Regions from separate parts of the Mus musculus genome. Here region 2 is linked to region 1. The links are chromatin loops, found by intact Hi-C in ENCODE. Cell type or tissue: left cerebral cortex. All regions are shown on one strand. Links, peaks and the distances in the headings refer to the core of each region. The heading gives the core; the rest is flanking DNA.

Evidence for each region. Peaks named below come from ENCODE experiments on the same cell type or tissue, not always from the same donor. Only the 100,000 strongest peaks of a DNase experiment are listed, where the experiment ranks them.
Region 2: it touches region 1 in a loop (3-fold over the local background); 2 of 42 quality-filtered maps call a loop at or near these places.

The regions. Positions count from the first base shown.
Region 1 is chr17:89,355,796-89,358,718 of GRCm38, forward strand. No RefSeq gene overlaps it. Among named protein-coding and RNA genes, the nearest start is that of Gm4719, 22 kb to the right of the region's middle. In left cerebral cortex, for the core only: no CTCF peak of the experiment used is centred there; a DNase peak (open chromatin) is centred at 1,666; H3K27ac peaks cover 1,946 bases.
Region 2 is chr17:89,553,461-89,556,383 of GRCm38, forward strand. No RefSeq gene overlaps it. Among named protein-coding and RNA genes, the nearest start is that of Gm4719, 180 kb to the left of the region's middle. In left cerebral cortex, for the core only: a CTCF peak has its summit at 1,624; a DNase peak (open chromatin) is centred at 1,517; H3K27ac peaks cover 276 bases.

The DNA of each region.
Region 1 (2,923 bases), core at 153-2,652:
GGGCTCTCTCTGGGACCTGCATTGCCACTAAGAGCAGAGATTAGCATTTGATAGACATGTTTCCTATATGTCAGGGATGGGGTGGATACATTTGACTGAGTGGCTAATTGCTGGACCCTTCCTTTCTTTCTTTTTCAGTTTTCAGAATTTACATACCACTTTTATATAAACCAGCTCCTTTCTTCTATGCCCCTCTCTCCCTACTTTTTGTCCCTTTTTCCTCCATCTTTCTTTCCTCTCCTATTTTCCCTCCCTTCTCTAGTGTTTCTCTCTTCTCCCCCTCTCTATTTTCTTCATATTCTTTCTGCCTTTATATAAATGCAATTTAAAAATTATATTAATTCTGTCATTTAACAATAGAATTAGGTAAAATTAATACAAATAAAAATTGTTTTACATTTCTGCAATCTGCCCAGCATTTAGGCCTGGGTTTGGCTTTCTCCTCTTCCTTCTATACCTCTTCTTCCTCTTTCTCTCTTCTCATTTTTTCATACAATAGAGTATAATCATTTCCCTCTACCCCAACTCCTCCCATTCTGCCACACTGCCATACTCTTGCCAACTCTATGTCCTTTTAACCCCTCATTCAAATTCCTAAGTCTTCATGACTCTTGTCTCTGATGAAATCTGAGAGAATGGAAAAGAAATAGATTTTATTTTTTACAGTGCATTTTCGTAATCGGCAATATCCTGCTCATGGAATATTTAATAAGATGATAGGACATCTTCTAGAGTCTTTATGTGGATGCTCCCAGAATTCACAAGTATTCACAATTGTTACCCCTAGAACAGAAAAACACCAAACTATATTCTGTTGCTATATTCTATTTCAGCTTTAGCTCATCATAACCTGTTTGTTTATTCAGCAAATCCTGAGTATGATTTTGCACTTGTGACACAGTAGAGTTTAACAGGACCCTTTGTGGAGAGGCATGATCTGACAGATGCTGCACAGGTAAGCTGCTAGTCAAGAATACAGTAGTGGAAGATTCATCATAGAAACAGGAAAACAAGACTGAGGGACTGAGAGTAGGGTGCAGGGAGAGGTTATGTTTGCATTTGATGAAGAAATCCCCAGGCAACCAAAGAAAAAGTATAGAGTGCCTGCCTGCTCTGTTGAATGATCTGGAGGCAGACACCCAAAGGAGGAGGGTTTATGAGGAGGCTCAGTTGAAGACTGGGACATAGAGGTACCTGGAAAACAGAAAGCCTGATGATTGATCTCCTGCTGCGCTGTAGCCCACCTGCATTCACTCTGTAGAATAGGGTACCATGCTGACAAAAGTTGTCTTGATGCCCACTATCTCTCAGCATCTCTCTCCCTCCTTCCCTGTAGTTCTGAGTCCCATTACTCTTGGTGGGCTGCAGTTTTAACTTTTGATGTCCTGTTGTCAACCTGAACAGTGGAAAAGATCTAAGAAGATACCCGTAACAAGGTTGATGTTCCTTGAGGTGCATTGCCATAATATTTTGCTCCTGACTGGGTTTGAACAAGAGTTAGTTGGGTCAATGTCCTACTGCAGTTAGTAAGAAAAGAAGTCTGTTGCAATTTCTAATTTGCATATCTACATTTGGATACATGGGTTAGTTATCTAACCAGAAGAAGGAGGGGGAGACTATGAGTGAAAATGTGCAGAAAAGGTACATTAAAATAGCCCAAAATTTATGCAGAAATATAAACTAGGTGAAACTGCCCAAGGGGTGAGTCAGAGAAATCATAAGCTTTGTGATTTCTAGGCTGGGAAGAGCAGGATTTATGAAACTAAGAAAATACTAAAGTTCCATGGATTTGAGCAGTAAAAGAGATGAGTGCATATTATGATAGCTTTAGGGCTGTCCAAAGGCTCCACTGGTTGGTAAATGCTTACCATATTTATAGCAAAGGAGATTTGTATATGAGAATTACTGAGGCCAGTCCATCTAGGAGTAATAATTTAATATTTTATAATCAGCATTTGATATTAATCTATTGGAATTAATCTGTATGATCAGTTTATGTCCTAGTGAGAGATTGAAACTTGCTATGTTTAAATTTGCATAGAGAAGGAAGGAGGGAAATTGAGGAAAGAACCAAAAAAGTAGAAATAATATGGATATTTTTTCTGACAAGCCATGATTAAAGCGAGTGTGTGTGTTAAAACGAGTGTATACTATAAGTTTTGTTTTTGAAACCATGAATTATGATGATGTAGAAAGAAGGAAGCATGATAGAAAAAAATGGTAAGATAGAGATAATCTGTCCACTTAAGGACAGATGGTACATTTATGATCAACTCCAATCACAGAACACACTGTGCATTGCACATTGTAAAGGTACCAAAAGCCCAAGACTGAATCAGACCTGGGTGTTCCTGCCTCACCACTGTCTTTGAGCTGTGATTCTGCCTTGAAGGTAGCAGTCTTACAACAGCGTTTAGGGACTTGTTCATGTACAAAGAATGGGGGAGGGATTGCTTAAGACAAATGACAAATGTGCTGTGTAAGAGGTTTTACATAGCCTCTAACCTTCCATCTACTCTCAAGCAAGAAACGAAACTTGGTGCCCCCCACCCACACACAAAAGAAGTCATGAGAGCAGAAAGGAAACTTCTTGGGAATAAGGGTTTCTGGGGAAGAGAGGAATAAGGGTAGAAGTCATTAAAATTCATTATATAAATGTATGAATTGTTGAAAAACTTTTTTAAAGGATGGGAAATGAGGAATAGGAATTTCAGTGTCCTAGAAATTCAGTATTATGAAAGGACCAGCCTCTCTAAAAGACAAATCTGAAGTTGTGTGCTGTTTGCCATCTGTATACTTGTGAAAACATCTATACCACCTGGAGACCTTTTAAAAATATAGTTCTCTAAATCCCCACTAAAATAAAAAGTAGGTCTTCAAGCCCTGTGTGATTCATGTCTACCAAACTTTAAGTTGCTTTTAA
Region 2 (2,923 bases), core at 296-2,795, 200 kb after region 1:
TAATAATCATCCTTTATTCAACACACAGCATCACTTACCTTGTCCTTGATATGCAGTTCATGGCTTAACCTTGCACTGGAGAGAAAGTTTTTATAAGAAAATGGGATGTGTGAACAGTATTGCTTTAAAAACCTTACTGGCTTCATATTCTAACAGCTTCTTTCTTTTCCCAAGTGGTGGGAAAGATATATTCAAGGCTGGAATCTAAATATCCAAGCCCCCAAATAATGTGTCATACCGAGCCACTACCATCATAAATCAAACTCATTAACAGCATCCAACGAAGCTTATCTGCCTCGCATCACCAGGGAGGCTATTGCCAGGAGGGCCTTTGAGAATAGAATTTTCTGTAGATACCATCATTAGAACACAGTAAAGTAGCCCTCCTCAGGACAGCTTGCAGCAGTGCTTTTGAATCATAATTACAGAAATGATTACAGTAGCAAATATTAAAAACAGGGTAGTTATGCATAATTTCTACAACATGCAATCTAATTTACCAGCAGTAAAAACAGTAATAAAAGCATTGCCCAGTGATTGGATAAAGCAATTTTCACTCAAGATGCCTAAAAATAACATAAGTTTCCCTACAGCTGGAGTCATTGTTAACATGGTTTGCTTAGCCTCCTGCTTTAGGAAGCTTAATCAAGACCTAGGCTGATAACCATGTTAGCTAACCCACAAATTCTAATGGGCTTTTCAAAGAAAACAATAAGAATTCTAGATTTCCAGCAAAGCTACAGCTTTGGTTAATGCCATTCATGGATGGTAATAAAGTCTTGGAGATACGGCACTGTTTGCTCAGCCAGACAACAAATTATTAGTATAGTTAACACAATCTCATTCCTTCAACCTACATTTCCTGGACTCGGTGAGGCTCTTCACTCACCTGTCTCCACATGTTATTCTACTGATCTGTGTCATGCCAAGGCTCCTCTGACATAGTCAAAGCTCTGGAAGGGAAGAGACTTTAGCTGTCTGCTGTCCCTGCTTTTGCTCTCCTCCTAGTAATGGGTCCGATGTAGGTGTTACAAATGTTTATGAAAGTAAACTGATGATACTGAGCAGGCAGGTTATATAATGAGAAATAAAACATTACTTGGGGATGTCAGGAGAAAGGAAGTTCACTGAGCAGAATCTTTCTCAGATAAAACTGGTTTATTCATTTGAAGAAGTTCTTAACCCGGGCTGCTCACTAAAGCCTTTGCATGAAGTCAAACAAAACAAAACAAAACAAACAAAAAAACAAACGAACGAACAAAAGCTGGCTGCCACTGAGATCATTGAAACCAGAAGGTCTGAGAGCATGAAGTCTGAACACAGGCTTTTTAAATCTCCCAAGGGCCAGGACTGAGTCCCTGTCTCAAAGCATAACGATGAACATACATTGAGAGTATGTGCCAATGCAGTAGCTGGTGGGCTGGAGGGAAACCAGCAGTTTCTTTGCTGAGTGGCTTTGGGTATGAGCTAAACACTCTGAGCCACATTCTGTACCACTGGGACATGGAAGCTTTGATTACATATATAGTATTTCCTGAACTATTTTCTGTACTGAGTTGCACCAGTACATTGCAACATCAATACCAGGAACACTACCCACTGCCCACCTACAGACTTCCTAAGATTTTGTCCCTAGTGGTGAAGCTAGGGACATCTAAAATATCCTCAAGCCACAAAAATTGATTTTAGGAGGAAGAATAACAAGGATAGGATTACCATTGTGGTCTGATCTAAAATCATGAGATACGCTATGGGGAACAAATACTTTAACAAGCAATCCCTGCAGACATTGGTTGTTAAATATTGATCTCCAATTAAAAGAGCTGAACTCCCTGGAGAATGCAAATTCTAGATCTAAGGACAGGGCAATAGAGGGTCTCACTATGTAGCTCAAGCTGCCCTGGAGCTTATATCTCTCCTGTTTCAGCCTCACCATAAATGTAAGAAAAAGTTAAAACCAAATATGTTGCAGGTCAAAGCAAGCATGAAGCATCCTAAGGGAATTCGTAGTGATCAAATGGAGATCAACTTCTTCAATGTCAACAACAAATATGTGTGTGTGTGTGTGTGTGTGTGTGTGTGTGTGTGTGTGTGTGTGTGTGTGTGCGTATGCACATGCACACATACATATGAAATGACTGATTGGTAACTCAGAGTAAAAACATATCTACTGTAGAGTGGAAGTTTGTATAAGCTCACATGGATTTAGAGATGAAGCTTCTGTGATAAATAAGGCCTTTGTGGTAAATTAATAAGTCAGGTTGGTGGAGGTTTCATGAGTGACAGAAGGGTTTCATATGGTTCATTTCTCTTCTTGTAGTATATGAGGATAGGGTGTGTCTATGAGGTGGAGGTTGGGCTTCTGTGGACACAAGGTCTTTCTGTACTGTGTATCATGTTCTTGTTTCTCAGACTCTGTAGCTGTGAGAAATAAATGACCATGGTTATAATTAACTTAGCTTTTGTTTTAGCACTTTGGGTTACAAAAAGACAGTAGTTATGCGTTTCTCTAAATATGTTTGTATTACTAAATGGGAGAAGAGACTAATGCAATTTAGAGAGTACTCCCAGTAAGTCCAAACAACTGATAGAGACATTTTCACCTCCAGAGCATGCAGTGTAGCTTCCCTCACACAGGGTGCAGGTTCCGTTTAATGACTGATTCTAAGGCACAGAATGCCAAAAGAATTTAAAACTTTAAAAATCCCCTTTCCTGTGTTCAGCTGTGGCAAACATGCCCCTAACCAAATAATCCCATTTAACACTTGTAGAAATAATAATGTCACAGTGTTACACAGCTTCTGGTAAAAAAGCAAGGGCATTTCATCTCCACGGCCTTCGTCCTGTAAACTCAGAACTGTAGGCCAATAATGACAGGAGCATCAGCCTAGGCCAAGTAAAGGAACATTCTAGAAGATATCTG